2 separate regions of the Mus musculus genome follow, and region 2 is linked to region 1. The links are chromatin loops, found by intact Hi-C in ENCODE. Cell type or tissue: left cerebral cortex. All regions are shown on one strand. Each heading gives the region's core, and the rest is flanking DNA. Links, peaks and the distances in the headings are about the cores only.

Evidence for each region. Hi-C counts contacts between places; a loop is a spot of excess contacts. Peaks named below come from ENCODE experiments on the same cell type or tissue, not always from the same donor. Only the 100,000 strongest peaks of a DNase experiment are listed, where the experiment ranks them.
Region 2: it touches region 1 in a loop (2.2-fold over the local background); 1 of 42 quality-filtered maps calls a loop at or near these places.

What each region holds. Positions count from the first base shown.
Region 1 is chr11:77,846,671-77,855,748 of GRCm38, forward strand. Myo18a (myosin XVIIIA) reads left to right here. Exons shown (of 41, transcript NM_001291213.1): 32 at 221-325; 33 at 622-768; 34 at 1,255-1,368; 35 at 2,700-2,816; 36 at 3,552-3,635; 37 at 4,076-4,213; 38 at 6,547-6,732; 39 at 7,082-7,221. Among named protein-coding and RNA genes, the nearest start is that of Gm36875, 10 kb to the left of the region's middle. In left cerebral cortex, for the core only: a CTCF peak has its summit at 4,244; DNase peaks (open chromatin) are centred at 3,841, 4,009 and 4,327; H3K27ac peaks cover 2,313 bases.
Region 2 is chr11:77,926,636-77,935,713 of GRCm38, forward strand. Sez6 (seizure related gene 6) reads left to right here and starts at 4,204. Exons shown (of 17, transcript NM_021286.4): 1 at 4,204-4,479. The coding sequence starts at 4,425. It overlaps Gm11190 (predicted gene 11190), which reads right to left and starts at 2,653. Exons shown (of 3, transcript NR_033549.1): 1 at 2,623-2,653. In left cerebral cortex, for the core only: CTCF peaks have their summits at 2,849 and 4,260; a DNase peak (open chromatin) is centred at 4,217; H3K4me3 peaks cover 1,406 bases; H3K27ac peaks cover 1,156 bases.

The DNA.
Region 1 (9,078 bases), core at 3,257-5,756:
CGCTCCTCACCTGTCATGTCAGCCAGCCTCGCTGAACAGGTCCCCACACTCCCCACTCTGTACGGGGGTCTACAGTGGCTCTGGTGACTTGTGGCCTGCTGTCCCCATCCAGCAACTGCACCTCAGGTTACCCACACTCATCCCTGCCCCATTGTTCTGGGATGAGACGCTCAGCGTGTATGGGAAGGGTCGATGAACCCCTGTCCCCGTGACTCTGCAGTTAAAACAGATGGAAGTGCAGCTCGAGGAGGAGTATGAAGACAAGCAGAAGGCGCTGCGGGAGAAACGGGAGCTGGAGAGCAAGCTCTCCACGCTCAGTGACCAGGTATGTGGGAGCCCCTATAGCTACTGGCTCCACTGGCCCAAGACTGGGGATCCTGAGGGCAGAACGCTGAGGATGGGGCCGTGCTCTGCTGCAGGTACCATATCATGGGGTTGATGAGGGCATCATCCATCGCCCAGGCCTTTCTCGCTGGGCAGTACAATCCTGTTATACCCAGGACAGCATCCTTGCTCATTTTAGAGGGTGTGAAGATGGATAAAGTTAGCGTCCAGCTGGGGAAGGACCCAAGGGAGTCAAATGGTGGAGCTCAGTGCCTTCCCGGGTGGTGTCTCCACCAGGTGAACCAGCGGGACTTTGAATCAGAGAAGCGGCTACGGAAAGACCTGAAGCGCACCAAAGCGCTGCTGGCAGATGCCCAGATCATGCTGGACCACTTAAAGAACAATGCCCCGAGCAAGAGGGAGATTGCCCAGCTGAAGAACCAGGTACCTTGCCCAGTTGAATCCACTGGTTCCAGGGGTAGCCAGGGCACTCATTTGTTCAATTACCTTCTCTATGGCTTGCTGTCTCTTAAGTCCTTGAGAAGGAAGATGTCTGGACAAGCCACTCCAAGCAGTCAGGTTCCCTAGGGTCTGTATATGCCCTACAGCATGGCTGCCAGGCCCTAGGGTGGTGTGGAGGGGCCTCGTGCCTCCTGGAGGAAAGAACAGTGTATGCACCACAGCACAGCTGTGGCTCTTAGACTGACATTCAAGAAGAAATTAGAGGAGCAAGGATGAGGAGGAGGAGGCAGAGGAGGGCAGGGAGAGGTGGAGGAGGGCAGGGAGAAGCTGAGGAGTACAGGGAGAGGTGGAGGAGGGCAGGGAGAGTGTCTGAGCCTCTCCTCTCTTGTGAGCCAGTGCCCTGCACAGCCCTTGTGCCCCAGAGCATGGCTGATGTTTCTCCCCTGGGTGGGGGTGGCTTGTGTCCAGCTGGAAGAGTCGGAATTCACCTGTGCAGCAGCTGTAAAGGCACGGAAAGCGATGGAGGTGGAGATGGAAGACCTGCACCTGCAGATTGATGACATCGCCAAAGCCAAGACAGCGGTGAGGGTCAGAGTACACAGGGGAGGGCCCGGGTGCAGAGGGAGAGTTGAACCATGACTGTCTTCACCCGACACCGGCCTTTCCCTGCCAGGGATTTCTGCAGGGTAGCACCCTCCTCTCCCACCTGAGTCCTCTGCTTTCTCCCAACTCAAAGCAGAGTCTTAAGAGGAGGGAGAGCTGGCAGAAGAGGGAGCCAGCCAGGGCGCACATCTCCCCGTTTAACCACCTGCCTCTGGGAGCTTGGCCGCAGGCCCTGGAATCATAAATAAAGGCAGCTAATGTGGCTGAGGGATGTAAACAGGTGCCTAGAGATTAGCAGAAGCTCCGATAAGAGGCTGGGATGCTGGGCTTCCTTCCCCTCCCCCTGCCCAGCCCACTGACAAGCCCAAGAGCAGCTAATTAGAGCTTTTATTTAATGCCTCCCTTTTAATTCCCCACCTCTCCCACGGCCCATCCATCCATAGGGCTGAGTTTTCACTCCTGGGATGTGGCCACCCGTACCATCTCGGGCCAGGAGTGGGCCAGGGGAGGAGGGTAAGCTTAGCTGTTGGCTTCACACACAGCCCCTTAGCTACCCATCCTGCTGCTGAGAGATGCCAATCTCACAGGTTTGATTTATCTTGTGACATTTGTGCTCCTCAGCAGTTTCCAGGTGAATAATTCAGATTCCTTAATTTTGTTAAAAAAGGCTGTTATAAAATTACCATTTTATTTAAATCTGAGTTAATAAATTTCTTGGCGGAGGCTTCCCCAGCTCCCCACAGCCCAGTAACAAGATGGATAGGGCAGAGAAGGAGCCAACGCAGTCATTTTGGTTTGGAATTACAGGCTAATAGATTCGTTCATTTCCTGAAGCTGCTGGTGCCCGTCTTTTCCCCACCCCCACCCCCAGGCTGGGAGAGCCGGATGACCCAAGAGTGGACCATCCCCAGGGAGAACAAAATCTAAGTCAGGGGGTGTCACCAACTTGACAGGTCCTTCCCTATGGGCTGATGTGGGCAGAGTACATGCCAGTCAGGCTGATATAACTGGACGATGGGTCATTTGTAATAGGCAGAATTTCTACCTTCTCATTAGCCTTGAAAGAATTGCCAGAAAGCAGCTAACAATTAGCTCCCAGAAGCCCCAGGGTCCTCCTGTCCCATACAAACAGCTCTGTCCCTCATCTCACTGCCCAGAACCCACCAGGTAGCTTCTCTGGTTCTGGAACCCACTCCAACACGATCTCCCCACCAAGGAGAGGCGGGATGGGTGGGACAGGTTTGGACTTGCTGCCCCAGGGCCTGCAGACACAGGCCTGATGCCCTCTGATCTACCCTTGCCCCAACCAGCTGGAGGAGCAACTGAGTCGACTTCAGCGTGAGAAAAACGAGATTCAAAACCGGCTGGAAGAGGATCAGGAGGACATGAATGAGCTGATGAAGAAGCACAAGGCAGCTGTGGCCCAGGTACCCTGACAGGAATGACAACAGAGTGAACATCCTCGGGGCCTGAACCACCTCACAAATCCCTGGCTAGATTCCTCCTCCTCCTCCTCCTCCTCTTCCTCTCCTATTCTTCCTCTTCCTCCTCCTCTTCCTCTTCCTCCTCCTCGTCCTCCTCCTCCTCTTCCTCCTCTCCTCTTCCTCCTCCTCCTCCTCTTCCTCTCCTCTTCTTCCTCTTCCTCTTCCTCCTCTCCTCTTCTTCCTCCTCCTCCTCTCCTCTTCCTCCTCTCTTCTTCCTCTTCTTCCTCCTCCTCCTCTTCCTCCTCCTCCTCTTCTTCCTCCTTCTCCTCTTCCTCCTCCTTTTCCTCTTCCTCCTCCTCTTCCTCCTCCTCCTCTCCTCTTCCTCCTCTCTTCTTCTTCCTCTTCCTCCTCCTCCTCCTCCTCCTCTTCTTCCTCCTCTTCTTCCTCCTCCTCCTCTCTTCTTCCTCTTCTTCCTCCTCCCCCTCTTCCTCCTCTTCTTCCTTTTCCTTTTTTTGATATCTGTAACCCTGGCTGGCCTAGAGCTCCCCATGTAGACCTTGTAGACTATGTAGTTCAGGCAGGTCTTGAACTCAGATCCACCTGCTTCTGCCTCTGCCCCCACCCCTGGCTCTAGATACGTCTTTGGAGAGACTTAGTCTAGGTGCCCTGGCCCATGCTGGGGAGAGGTTGAATGTTTGACTCGAGGGGACCTTTCTCACTCTTGCTCTCCTTTTCCAGGCCTCCCGGGACATGGCACAGATGAACGATCTCCAGGCTCAGATTGAAGAGTCCAACAAGGAGAAGCAAGAGCTACAGGAGAAGGTAGGTACCCTGGGTTTCCCCGGAAGGGAGAGCTCAGGAATCACTGGGCAGAAGCCTTGCTCTCCCGGTATGGAGGGTGTTTCTCTCTACCACCAGTAAGCCACAGAGCAGTGTGAGCTGGCAGGAAGAGCTAGGCTTGCAGCCATATCTCCATGGTACATGTGTTGGCTTCAGCTGCCTTGCTTCACATTTCTGTCCCCTCTCTGCTCCCTAACATCCTTCTTCCTTTCAGAAGGGCAGTAACAGTGCCAAATGCAGGGGCAGGCGGGGCATGGCTCCGCTGGGCGGGGCTCCCCTCACCCTCCACCGTGTATCTCTCCCTGCCTTGGGTCTTCTAGTCACCATGGTGATGTTGCCTGTCCCAGACTTGGCGCTGCCCCTCCCCGTTCCGGACTTACTCTGGACTCAGTCCTTTCTCCTCTCACTCCTTCCACCCCTAGCTACAAGCTCTGCAGAGCCAGGTGGAGTTCCTGGAGCAGTCCATGGTGGACAAGTCCCTCGTCAGCAGGCAGGAAGCGAAGATCAGGGAGCTGGAGACACGCCTGGAGTTCGAAAAGACCCAAGTGAAGCGCCTGGAGGTGGGTTCGGCTTCATGTGCAAGCCAAGCAGAGCTGCCCTAGTGGCTGGACCCACGCATGCTCCGAAGGGCTGAGCAAGCCAGGGACACTCCTGAGTCCTCTGCCAAGCTGCCGGGCCAGCTGACAGGGTGGGAGCTCCCTTCCCGCCTGCCTGGTCTGCTCTCTGGGCCCCGCAGAGCCTGCCTATTTTATATTCTGTATCCGTGCCTGCTTTCTGCCAAGGGACCCGAGCGGCTTAGCTTTTCGTCTTCATATTTCCCTCTGCCACGAGCTCCCCCTCCTGTCCCCCTCACTCACTCTCTGGTAGGGTCATAAATATGCAGCGGATGGCACCACTGCTCTGAGGGCTGAAGTCTGCTCTGCATCTCATGGCTCGCTCATCTCCCCCCTTCCTTTTTACACCCCCCCCTTTCCCTCACTTCTTGCCTCCCTTTCCAGCTCTGCTTTTCTTCTTTCTTTTCCTCCATCACTGTCCTAGGTCTCTCTTATTCTCTTCCAATGACTTCATTTCCCTCCTCACCCCCCACCCCGTATTCTCCTTAACACCCCACTTTTGGTTGGCCTCTTTCCATGCTTGATTCCTCTGCCCCCCACAGTGGCTACTTCATACTCTACCCCAGCCCCTTCCTCTTCTGCTCTCCTATAACCAGCATGCTCCAGCCCTCCCTGTGTGAAAGAGAGCGGCATCAGGACTGTGTCCCCGAGGGTTCACCTGTAGCCTTGTCTTGAAGCTCTTCTTCTGAGCTTACGGACATCTGTCCAAGCACCATCAGGCCTGCCTGAGAGCGTGTTCAGTGCGGTGGATGGAGAGCTTCTCTGTTGCCCCTCCCCCAGCACCCTCTCTGTCAGCAGAGCAGGCAGTAGGAGGGGGTGGAAACAGGTGGGCAGCCAAGGGCATCACCCACCTGGACATGGGAAGCCAGAGAGAACTAGAGGGAGCGTTATGCCTTCTTTACTACCCCCAGGACCCCAGGACAGGTGGTGACATTTCAGGCCCCACAGCACATACAGAATAGGGTTTGTGCAGCTGCTGGGGACCAGAAGAAGCCATTGGTGGTGGATGAAGGCTCTGCCTCCTGCATCTGTCACCTCACTTATCTCTCAGAGTTCCTTCTACTCAAAAGGGCAATATTGTGGTTTGGACTCCTGAGAGATAAATACAGATGCCCCCCGAGTGACCCTGTAGCCCAGGCTGTCACTTTGCAGAGCCAGGCTGGGGTAGATAGTCATTGGAATGACACTGACTTGGTTCTCCCTCACACTCTAACCTCTGCTCCAAATCATTTCCTGCCTAGCATCCTACCGCTGCCAAGGAGAACACATTCGTGTTTCTGAAGTAGACAGATTCACGAGGCTGAGAGAGAGAGAGAGCTCTGCCTGGGTCTTTTAATCAAACACTCTCAGCAGAACCAGTTACCTCTGAACACTGGCTGTAGCTCTGGGAGCTTCTGGGTTCAATGTCTCTGAAAAAGCCCAGATGACCATGAGAACATTCACATGACAGGCCAGCCTCTGTGTAGAGCTGCCAGAGTCTCTGCAGTAACAGTCACCCCCGCCTTTCCTCTTCCAGATTACCTCTTCCAAAGACCCCTGCAGAGATGCAGGTGTCATCTCCCCCCTGGAAGGACAGCAAAGCTCAGAGGGAGTCAGATCAGTTGGCTAACCCTACATGGAAGGAGACCTGAGTTTGCTCAGCACTTATGTAAAAAGCCAGATGCAGTGGTACTTCCTTATAATCCCAGAAATGAGGAGTAAAGACAGGAGGATTACCAGGGCTAGGTGGGCAGACAGACAGACAGCCTAATTGGTGAGCTCTAGGTCTTAATGAGAGACCATATCTCAAAGGACAAGATGGATACTACCTAAGGAATAATACAGGTTGACTTTTAAAAAAAGATTTTATATATGTGTGTGTGTGTGTGTGTATGTATATATATATATATATATATATATATATATATATATATATATAGCTGTCTTCAGACACACCAAAAGAGGGTATCAGATCTCATTACAGATGGTTGTGAGCCACCATGTGGTTGCTGGGATTTGAACTCAGGACCTCTGGGAGAGCAGTCAGTGCTCTTAACCGCTGAGCCATCTCCCAGCCCTAGACTGGCTTCTGTTCTACATTCATGTAGAACCTACACACACACACAGGAAGACAGAACAGACAGGGGTGGAGGTGGGTTAAACGTAAGTAAACCTCTAGCATCCCTTAGCCATAGCTGAGTTGGGGCTTGGCCAGACTTCCTGGTCCAGACCCTGCCCACAGTGCCTCTCTCTGGCTGACATCCTACCTGCCGGTCTTTCCTCTCAACCTGCTCACCCAGAACCTGGCCAGTCGGCTCAAAGAAACCATGGAGAAGCTGACTGAGGAACGGGACCAGCGCGCCGCAGCTGAGAACCGTGAGAAGGAGCAGAACAAGAGGCTCCAGCGACAGCTTCGTGACACCAAGGAGGAGATGAGCGAGCTTGCCAGGAAGGAAGCCGAGGCTAGCCGCAAGAAGCATGAACTGGTAATGTCCTGCTCTTCATAGGTCCCAAGCTGGAGGCCTGCCAAGAACACACCCACCCCACCCTGGGCTGGGTGGGGTCACTTCAGTCCCCAAGTCCTGTTAAGTATATGCTTACCTCACCATGGGTTCCGGTAGGGGACAGTTCAGTCCTGACAGGCAAGTCAGGGTGACCGCACAAGGTGAAGCCAAGCCCCGCCAGCCAACCCAGTAGCCCTTGAATAGAGAAGCCTTTGGAGGCTTAGAGGAGCACCAGAGTGGCTCCTGCCTGCCAGGGAGTGACTTGCTGCAGGCTCCTTCGGAGATGCTAGGGGACATTGTGGTCCTCCTGTACACTAGACCCCCCTCCTAGGAGATGGACCTGGAGAGCCTGGAAGCTGCTAACCAAAGCCTGCAAGCCGACCTAAAGCTGGCGTTCAAACGCATTGGGGACTTGCAAGCTGCCATTGAGGATGAGATGGAAAGTGACGAGAACGAGGACCTCATCAACAGGTAAGAGGTGGAGTCTGTGGCATTTCCGGCAGGGCCCAGGCCCTCTCAAGCAGCAGAATCAGGCCCCAAGCGACATGCAACCCCTTACACCCCACAACCAAGCTACCATATCATCTTCCCAGTGCTAGACCCAGGTGGGAAAGATGGTTGGGGGGTCGGGTGGGGGTGTCCACCATCCTTTCCTCCTGTGCTCTCCTTCCCAGGCCCCCCATAGCCCAGGCTCTGGTGTTGCCTGTTCCCCGTGAGTTATCTCCCCGTTTAGCTGCATTTCCGTTGGCGCCTGCCCTACTCTAGGGAGAGCAGAGATTTAAGGGCTGTGGTGCTTTGTTACTTGTGCTAGAGATTTTCTCGCATAAAACCCACCCAGGGAATGGTTTTGGAGAACGAGAGAGATTTGTAGTCCTAGGCTGAACAGAAAGCCACAAATCCAGAGGGCCGGCAGTGTGGCAGTGGGGCTGGGACTTAGGTAGATCCCAGAGGCTCCCCACTTCCTGCCTCAGGGTCAGGTCCCTTCCCATGCCCAGGGTGGGGTGGGGTGGGGTGGGGCAGGGCAGGGCAGGGCAGAGCAGGCAGCCCAGGAACCTTGCTCCTTTGGGATGAGTGCTGGCAGTGAATGAGGCCTGGTTCTGAGGATTCTGTTGCTCCCTTGTACCTGATCTCAGCCAGCCAGAGATGCCATTCACTGAAGAAAGGGAGCCTTGGATGGGGATACTCCTCAGGATGTCCCTGGATGTCCCCGTCGGCTTCTTGTGGCCCCTTTGCCCACCATTTTCTTTCTGTTTCCAGTTTGCAGGACATGGTGACAAAATATCAGAAAAAAAAGAATAAACTGTGAGGACCAGAGCCATGTGCTCTTTGCCTCTCCCCATGGGTGTCTAACCATCCCTAACACAGGGCTTCCTGCCAGGGGCCCCTGCCGCATGCTGCATGCAGACACAGCCTCCTCACACTCTCTCATGCTAACACTGCTGACTGTCCTTAGGCTGGGGTGGAAGGACTGGCTGGCAGTGAAGTGTGTTCCTAGAAAGCTAGACTGATCCTCATAGCCCGAGTAGCCAGGATGGGGCTTTATTGCCTAAGTCCCAGCTTCTCCTCTCTGGGATCCAAGTGTGCCAACCACCCTGGCCTGTCTCTCTGGAGGTCGAGCAGTCAGGCTACATCAGTCTACACCCTTGGGCTCTTGGAACCCAAGCTGCCCGAAAGGGACGGGTATGTTTTGTGTTTAAGGTCTGTTATCTTCCTCAGGCAGATGAGGGGCATCTCACAGCTGCTCCTTTGGAGAAAGCATTCAGGCAGCTAAGCTCTGCCCTGGCAGGGAGAGGAGACAGCGGGGTTGTGTTTACTTGCTCCCTGGGGGTACCTCAGGCAGAGGTGGTAGGGAACACACATCTGTGTTGGTATGCCTGTCAGGTGGTGGGAGACCCAGGACATCTGCCCTTCTCTGTTCCCTCTTCCTGGTGGGGGAGCTGGAAAGTGGTGTAGATATGCAGGCCTTCAGGCAGATTTGCTGATCCTCTGTCAGGTTCGACAGGGTTGCTTTTGGAAGTTGTTTTTTCAGCATGGCACTGAATTTCCTGCCTGGCAGGCCTCCTCCCCTGGCCAGGATGGGCTGGCGGCCGTGCAAAGGACTCCGGGAGAGCTAATGATAAATGTAATAGTGTGTAACAGTGATAGAGGGCCGCTGGAGCCCGGTTGTCACACACAATTAATATCCCCTGCCGTTCTGTCTCCGTTTGTTTGTTCCCCCGTGATTCGGCTCCCAGTTAACTAATAGCACATGAGCCCGGACATAAATTGTATTTGACGCGAGGTTTAATTCCGACCATTTAAAATTTCAACTGCCCCCTGAGCCTGCCT
Region 2 (9,078 bases), core at 2,716-5,215, 79 kb after region 1:
AGGTGGGGAGCTGGCGGCGAGGGTGTGGGGAGAGAGTTGGGCTTCTACAACTGATTCTTCATTTTTGTCTCAGCCCTATCATGGTTTTCAAAGAGCTTCATTAATTAGTACCACAAACTTGAACCCGGAGACTTCTGCCTCCACGTGGCGGGGGAGGGGCTCCTCCCACCCGTCCCAGGGCTCCTAAGTGCAAATGATTTTGCCAACGGGATGGATCTCAAGTCCTATCTCCAGTCTGCGTGTTTCAGCACCTGCCTCATTTCTGCCCAGCCAGTGGCATTAAACATTTATGGAGCTGTAGAGGATCAAAGGCCTCCGCTGGAGGTGGTGGGCAGGCTGGAGGCCCGGGTTTGGAGGATGGAAAGTAGTTCACATCAAACCGCTTTCTGCTGCTGTCTCAGTGCACCCTAGGCTCTTGCCACAGATCTGGTCCCATTCCTGGAGTGGGAGCTAATGCTCAGAGCCAGAACCCTCAGGTGACTGACTTTGGGTAGCCAAGGATATCAGGCCTGATATTCATGGCCATACCAGAAGCCACTGAGTCTGGAGACTTGCTCAAAGATGATGGTGGCTGTGCCCCTACCATCTCTGGGATGAAGTGACAGCCCTTTCCTCTGCTCCCCTAAAACCCAAAACCCCTTTGGATGCTCTGATTTGAAAACTGTCTTGCAGAAGAGTAGATCTGGGCTTTCTTGGTTTGGGGTTTTCTTTTCCCTCCTCTTCTTGCTCAGAAAGCAAGTGTCATCCCAGCTGACTTCAAAATAAGTCACCGATAGGCCTGTGATCCCATGAGTTGATGAGTTGTTTAGAATTGGGAAAGTGGGGGGTTGGAGAGATGGCTCAGCAGTTAAGAGCACTGACTGCTCTTCTGAAGGTCCTGAGTTCAAATCTCAGCAACCACATGATGGCTCACAACCATCCATAATGAGATCGGATGCCCTCTTCTGGGATGTCTGAAGACAACTACAGTGTACTTACATATAAATAAATAAATAAATAAATAAATAAATAAATAAATAAATAAATCTTTTAAAAAATTACTTAAAAAAAAAAGAATTGGGAAATCGAGGCCGGCTTCCTGAGGGATGTGGATTAGAGATCCACTCTCATCTCAGAGATGACTAGTAACCCCCTCTCCGGCTTTCAACCTCAGTCTGTAGTAGCCTTCCTCCGGGGTTAGTAGTGAAGTACAATTCTTCCCTCAATGCCTGAAACTCATCCAAATGATGCCAGACTGATGTGTTCTGCTTTGTATACCTTCTTAATGAAGTAACCCCTTCAAGGTAACCACCAAGGACAACCTGCCACTCAGATGACCAAAGAACCTCCTACAGCCTAGCCACAGATGACTCCAGCGTTACTCACTCTTTTCTACGGGGTTGATGGGGTGGGAAGCTCTGCTTTGTGGAACCAATCTCCTTACTGACCACAGCTCCCTGGCAGTTTCCACGATGATGTTGGTTACATAAACCACACCCCCACCCTGCCCTCCTTCATTCGCTGAAACACAAGCAGATTTGGCATGGTTTGAAGCCCTCACTGACTTAAAGCAAAGTCCCCCTCACCCCCCCATCTTCCTCTTACTCAGCTTTCGTATGGCATCTGTGACCTGCCTTAGGCTTTGGGGATCCTCACTTATTTACAATATTCATTGAGCATTTAGAATGTACTGGTCCCTGGGCTAGGTTTGAGTAGAGGGCACATAGGCCGTGCAACTACCTGTAGTGAAAAATTAGACAGGGAAATCAGGATCTTCTGAGAGTAAAGAGCTGGGTAGACACAGTAAAGGGGGCTGTGCAGGTCACCACAGGCTGGTGTGTGTGTGTGTGTGTGTGTGTGTGTGTGTGTGTGTGTCCAAAAACCAGAGAATAGCTTACAGGAGTTGATTCTCCCCTAATGTGACGTAGGGCATAGAACTCCAGTTACCAGGCTTGATAGCAAGTGCCTTTTACCCACTGAGCTATCTCACTGGCCAGTGTTACTTTTCAAATTGTGTGTATGAATAGAGTAAACTCTCAAACTGTAAGCCTTGATATAGATGACTGTCCCCGTGGACATTTTATTGCCCTCCATTATGGGCAATGCCGATGTCTAGGAAGAATGGGCCCTTTGAAAGGCATGAGAAAGGATGTTTACCAAAACCTCTACTGCTCCCTAGATTGGTCCAGGCTCTGCCTCAAGCTTGCTGGGAACCCATTCCACAGAAGCCATGTTTACCAGATCTTCAGTAAAGAATGACAGCAAACCGTATTATTACTCTAGTCATGCAGTGCAGATCCATTCCCTGGGTTCAGGAGAGAGTGTTGTATCCTGGGATTGTAGTCTGCAATGGACTCCCTCTTGTATCCCAGGCAGTCAGGAAGGCCATGTTGCAGGTTCCCAGAAAATTTCCTTACCTTTCTTCTTATAGGTAGTCCCCAGCTCATCCAGAGCCCTACTGCCAAGATAGTCGGGTGAGACCTCCAGAAGCCTTTAAGTCAGGAGGAACTATCCTGATAGATCAGGTTCATCCTGCATTGTGGCTCAACCCCCTTTTCCCAGAGCTGTGTAGTCCTGAAGGACCCAGGGATGTGAGAAATGTCAGGAATGCCTGTGAGAAAGGAAGAGCCTCATGGCACTCACCCGTTTCCAGACTTCAGTCAGGCACTTCTGCGCCTGTTCTCCCATTCTGTGGGCAGGTCTTGTTTTCCCTTTCCTCCGTCCCTCTCTCCTGGCTTCTCCACATTTCTGATCTTTTCTTCAAAGGCTCCCCTACCTGCCATCCCTTCTGCTACTCTCCTTTCTCTTCCAATTCACCAGACAACTGTCCAAAATCCTCACCCAGCATCTTCCCCAGATAACTCCACATGCCACCTGCTGCCTGGGATTCTTTACAGCAAGCAAGATGGCTCCCCAGAGCCCACAAAAGGATCTACAGAGCATCAAAGGAGCAAAGCTGGAAGACTGTAAGGACCGAAAGACTCTCCTAGGAATGAAACTTAGGGCAGAAGTCACTTGCTTCCAGGATGAGATGGGGGAAGTGCTGTGGACAAATTGTTGGGGTTTGACCCACGTTCACATGGAAAGAACTCAACATTAAGCTGCCCTTTGAGGGCCTCCTTCTTCCTCTACAGATATTAACATCAGCCACGTGGTTGTGTCCTGTTGAGTCCACTGAAATTCAGTAACAAGCCTAACCATGTCCCTTGGGTCTGAATAATAGCCTCTAGTTCTGCACAGCTATGGCTAGCCTGTTATTGGCCCATGGCTTACTGGGGTTCCTCAGGTCACAAAGTCATGGGATCTTATTTTTCTGTGCTATTGACTATTCCAACTACTCTGGGGTTACTGCCCCTTCTTCAAGTTTTCCTCCATCTGAAACAATCAGCTACACCTGGTGGGTTGAAGGTGTAGCTCAGTGGTAGAGCCCCTCCCTATCTATCAAGTATGGAATCATGTGCCAGGTCCTGGTAAAAAAAAAAATGAAAATTTAAAACTAAAACAGTCATAAAGACCCCTGATATTCATGCTTATCCCATTTTCTTCGTCAGTTCCAAGACCGAAGCTGGTATTGGCATAAAAGATCTGTGTTCCTGTGGCTATTCTTGTTCTACAGAGGAAATAGAGGAAGCAAGGTCTGGAACCCCATGGCTACATGGGGACCCAGGGTGCTGCCTTCAGCACCCCACAGCTTGACCCAGGTTGCCCCCTACCAAGTGGAGAATGTCTCCCCAGGACACAAGTGCCACTGGCTTTTAACTATAATATCAGGATAATTAAGCTTTTCTGTGAGCACAGTTTGCTGCTGATGCAGCTGCCTGGAGCCCTGGCATTTATTGAGCGCAAAGTAATAATTTATTGTCCTTTGTACGTTCAAAAGCCGTCTTCATTATCGGCCCAGGATGGAGCTGCCACAAGGGCAGGCGGGCCTCACCAGCTGCCTCACTGATGTGCATCTTTCCAGATCACCCTTGTAGCTGTCAGGTACCAAGGTGGGGTGGAGAGAGAGGTGAGGAGGGGGTGTTCTCTTTAATGGAGAATCCGATTAGAACCTGACACCTTGGTAAGCTACAAACCCGGGAGAGGGTGGCAAGCTTGGCTGGGCGTGGGCAGCTCGGGAAGGCGGGGGCTGTGTGCCACATTAGCAGGGCAGTCCTTTCCCCAGGGCTCGAAAGCCTGTTCTCTTGCCGCTGGGTCTTCTGCGCCTTTGCTTGAGACTTTACGGTAAGCCGCTCCTCCTGCGCCCCCGCCCCCAGCCCCGCGCGGCGATCCCGGGCGCCGACGCCAGGCGCTGGCCGTGGTGCTGATTCTGTCAGGCGCTGGCGGCGGCGGCGGCGGCCCCGCTGCTCTCCCCGGGACCGGCTCTGCCCCCCGCGCCCACGCCTCTCCCAGTCCCCAGTTCCCCTACCGCGGCCCCGACCCGGGGCGCGGCCGCAAGCAGCACCATGCGCCCAGCAGCCCTGCTGCTCCTGCCCTCGCTGCTGGCGCTCCTGGCTCACGGTAAGGGACCCGGGCGTCCGGCCACAGGACGGGGGCGGGCGCGGACTCCCAGGGGTAGGAAAGCAAGACCATCCCGGCGCCTTGCTCCGTGCGTCCTGTTGTTCCTCCCAAGCACCACGTCCCGCCGGCTGCGCTGTCCCCGGCGCCGACCCAGCCGGGCGGGGCGCGGGCTCTACGGGCGGGAAGCCGCCGCGGCTCCCGCCATTCGCGCCCGGCCGAGACCTCGCCTTTAATCATCTCCCCGGATCTAATGGGATTTCTCTGCTGCAATTCATCACGCCACCCCCTCCCCGCACACACGCGCTCTCCCGCGCGCTCCCTCGCTCCACTCCAGGCGTCTAGGGGCGCCCGGGCGCGTTGCGGGGGGGGCGGCAGGTCGCGGGTGCAGAGTCCGGACAGCCCAGCTACCAGCCCGCCGTTCTGCCTACCCCGCTGGTCTCCAAACTTCGCTCGACTTTGCCGCTTATTCTGGGTCCCTCGTATCCTCACTGCAGAGGAACTGGGTCGGGTGGTGGCCGGACCCGGGACTGGGACATCTCTCACCTACCTCTGCCTTGACGCTGTCAAGTCAGGATTGGAACCTAGAACACAATTCTGGGGAAACATATCCGGGGACCCTGAGAGCCCACTGCCCAGCCCCTCGCTCTTCTCTGGGTTGCAGCAACTGAGGTCCTGGGACTGGCTGCCCTCCCTGAAATTCTTTTCTTGCACACAGACACACACATGCACACACGCACATGCACGGAGCGCTGCTTCTCTTCGGCTCTGCCTTCCTGCCGGGTTCTATCGACCTCGGAGCCGCAGACTAGTTAGCGGAACTCACCGTTTGTCCCAGCCCCGGACGCCGAGTCAAGTCCTAACTTCATTGATCTCGGTCAAGAAACGCTTGGCCTCGGAGTTAGCACCAAGGGAGTTTGGAGGAAAGATGAATGGGAAGCAGGAAGGGTCTGAAGCAAGTGGTCTCGGGAGTCTTCAAATGCTTAGGTCATTCTCCGCTTTTACTAATCGCCTGCTGGGGTCCGCGAAACTGCACTTTTGACTTGGGACTCAAAGTCCCTCGCCATATGGTTATGGTTCCTAGCGTCTGCTGTCAAGGAGGGAGGGAGGGAGATTTGTAACCTTCGGGCTCCATCCTCGAAGGCCGGAGAGTTTGGAGGTCAGAACAGCCAGACCAGGGCTGCTCGGGGCTGGGCTAGTACCAAGCCGCTCTTTTCCCGTCCCGGGGGATGGAGAGGGAGAACATCTTTGAATCTCTAGCTCTACCCACAAGTAGACCACATCTTTGCCCAGCCCACCTGGCTGCCCACACTGGCTCCTCCTAAGACTAGGAAAACTTGGAATTATATGTTCACCTTGCTGGGAGGAAAAAGAAGCCCACTCCAGGGATAAGAAGGGATGAAGAGAAACCCATCTTCTGGGCCAGAAATCTAAGGATATCTCTCTGCATTCGGGACCTGAGTGGGGTATGGCCACATCCTAGCTCCTTTCCTGGAACAGTCTGTGTCTGTTTCCTAGCAATGGAAGTTCTTATCTGAGTGTGTGATCTGGATTCCTCAGGTCTCAGGATGTCTGCAGTTCAGGAGCTCTGAGTGTTGGGTGACAATTCATCAGTTAAGCCACCAGTGTGGAGGTGTAGTCTCTGCCAGCCAGCTCCTTGCAGAGCTGGAGAGAGACCATAGGTCTCCAAGAAGAAAGCTGGTATGGCCGAGAGTCCAGCCCAGATTGGAGGTGTTGAGGTTCGCGTTGGGAGGAATTTACCCACTCTCGCCAGAAGTCTGTGTCCCCAGCCAGTGTCCTGTGGTTCATTGGCTTCTCCCGTGTAGTGGGGTTGCCTTACTATGTGTTTTATAGGTAGAAAGAGAGGATTTGGAAGCAGTGGCTAACCTGGCATGTGAGAGAGCCTGGACCCAGATCTGGGTGACCAGGAGGCCCCACCTATTTAACATAGATGGAAGGTTCATCATTAGGGTTCTGAGCCCTCTCATTTTGGAGGTAGTTCACTTGGCTATCTGAGATTCCTGAAGAGTTTATTAAAGGAGAGATTTGCAGAGTAAAGGCCTTTGGCTGCAAGTCTTTTAGCCAGAGGATGCATCGCTGCAGCCTGGCAGCCCGGGAGACCTCAGAGCTCTGCTTACAAGAGGGACACAGTCAGCCACAGTCTAAACTTCCAACCTTCAGTGGCCAGGGAAGGAAGAGGCTCTGAAAACCAAAGAGATAGATGGATAGTGCTCCACCCTACAGGCTCAAGCCCCTAGTTCTTTTGCAGTCGCTTAGATGTAATCTGTTCCAGGTACGACAGACATGACATACTATGGGGCATCCTCCCAACCCATGGGAAGTGCCAGGGAAGTCTTGCCACAGTGGGGGAGAAGACAGTTTAACAGGAGCTGTGTCTGCCTAGGCCTGTTGTGTCAGTTTAATGATTTTTAATGAGCAATTACCTTTAGTCATTCTCTTAATTTCTGAATATCAATAAAGTTAATTAAACTCTGCATGTGTGAATGTGGCCTGGGGAGACTGTAAAGGTAAAAGCATCCAACACTGGGATGAGATTAGGTCGTCAGGTATAGAAGCTGCCTCCATAGTTATATGACCTTGGACTCAGGGCTCCATCTCTCTAAGCTCTCTTGTGAGTGTGGTAGAAAGGAAGATGGGGGCGGGGGCAGAAAAAGCAAGCCTCAGTTGCTTATTCTGCCAGAAACTGTGGGAGGAAAAAAAGAGGAAGGATTTGGCTTCCAGGATTCCTACTGCTGCAAGGGTTAACCTAGTACTGACTTAACCTAAAATGCAAATTGCTGCTTTGGGGTGGTGCTCTGGTTGGTGCGGGCTTCGGATGGCTTATTGCTGGAGTCTGGGGGCTGCTAACCAAGCTTTATCACACCCTGCTTTCTAGCCTAGGTCTTCAGGATCAGGGCTCTTGCTGGGGATAAGGGCTCATGGGAGATAGCTTGGATTCCACTCAGAGCTCTAGAGGTGGACCTGGAAGACAGGGAACTCCTGCTGGGTTTCTGAGGAGACTGCCCAAGAGGAGTTGGCTTTTGGCCCCTCACGGGCCTAAGCGAATCAAGCTTGGCAGGTCCTGGCGGCCATCCCAGCCTCAGCAGGGTGGCAGCTTAAAATGCCTTGGGGATCCTGTGGGGCACTAATGGGGAGCAAGAAGACAATGAGATTGGGCTTAATTAGAAACTGAGCTTCCATCCTCCCCACCCCTCTTCCCCACATCTGCCTGAACAGAGGGACTTGTCAGAAAGGCTGCCTCCTTACCCTCTCTCTCATCCAGTCCCAAGCCCTCCAGCCTCCTCCAGCCCTTCTTGTCTCCACCCCTCCTAGCTCGAGCCAAGCCCATCTACCAGATGGCTCTCAGCTCAGGAATCTTGCAACCCTATTTGGACAGAGCTCTCAGGGTTCATTATCCTACCCTCCACCCTTGGTCAGACAGAAAACAATAGACGGGGTTTGGGGGGGGGGTAACTTCAGTAAAGGAGTCTCTCAGCCCAGATGGGGAAGAGCCCAGCTTACCATGTCCTTGGCTCACAATAGACCTCACTCTCGGGAGCCATCATTGTAAGGGTGCATGAAATTCACTGTCGCCAAGCCTGGCTTTTCACCTGTGAGGGGCTAAGCTCTATAAATAAGAGTCACCTAGAAGAGGAAAAGCTGCCAGCCCCAGTCCACAGCCAAGAGGTGGAAAGCAGGTGTTAGGGGGTCTCCAAGGCCAGTTCCAACAGGAAGCAACATCATTCCAGAAAGATGACTAATCCAGCCAGGTCAAAGGAGTCTTGTCTCGGCATCAATTTTTCAGACAAGCCCAGTTCTCAGCAGCTTTTGGACTCTTGATGTTCCTTCTACCTGTTTTTTCTTTTGTTTTTTCCTTCCCCTCAGCCAGCCTGGCTAGTCTACTTCATGCCTTTGAGTCTGGTTTGACTGGCAGTTCAGTAATTGGCAGGAGGCATCTGCTCTATGGTCTGTCCTCCAGGCTGGGTCAAAGGACTTGTCCATGCTCCCATTGTCTGTTTGGTGTCCCATCTGGTCCCCAGGCTGTTGGATCAGGAGCCTTTGCCTGGTTGTTTGAAGCTCCTTCTAGTATCAACAACTCAAGAAAGAGAACAGTAAGCCTACCTTGCTCACCCCTTGGGCAACTCCAGGAAGCCTCTTTAGGAGAAGCTTAGGGTCAGCTGCCGGTTAGAACGGAATGATTGGCCCGGAGCAGCTGGGACTGCGTCTAGAAGCTGAGTTTGCGTAGCAAGTACACTATTTTTACATAGATTGTATGTTGGGAATTTTTTTCCCCTTTCCTAACAGTTGGCCAATTATTCTGCCTGTAAATTACAGCCTTTACTTAGATTTTTTTTTTCCTTCTACAAATTAAGCTGTCATGCCATCAGCCTTAGGTGGTTTGGGGGCGGGGCCAATGGCCGATCTTAATTCGGTAAAGCTTTTCCTCAGTCATCCCTTAGTGCCACCACGACTTGTGTCCCCAGCGGCTCAGGGCCTACCTAGCACGTGGCACACATCAAATGCATGTTAAGAAAGCTGTAAGAATTGCACAGGTAGAAATCAGCACAGGAGAGCACGGGGCCCAGCCTCTCAAATCCTCTC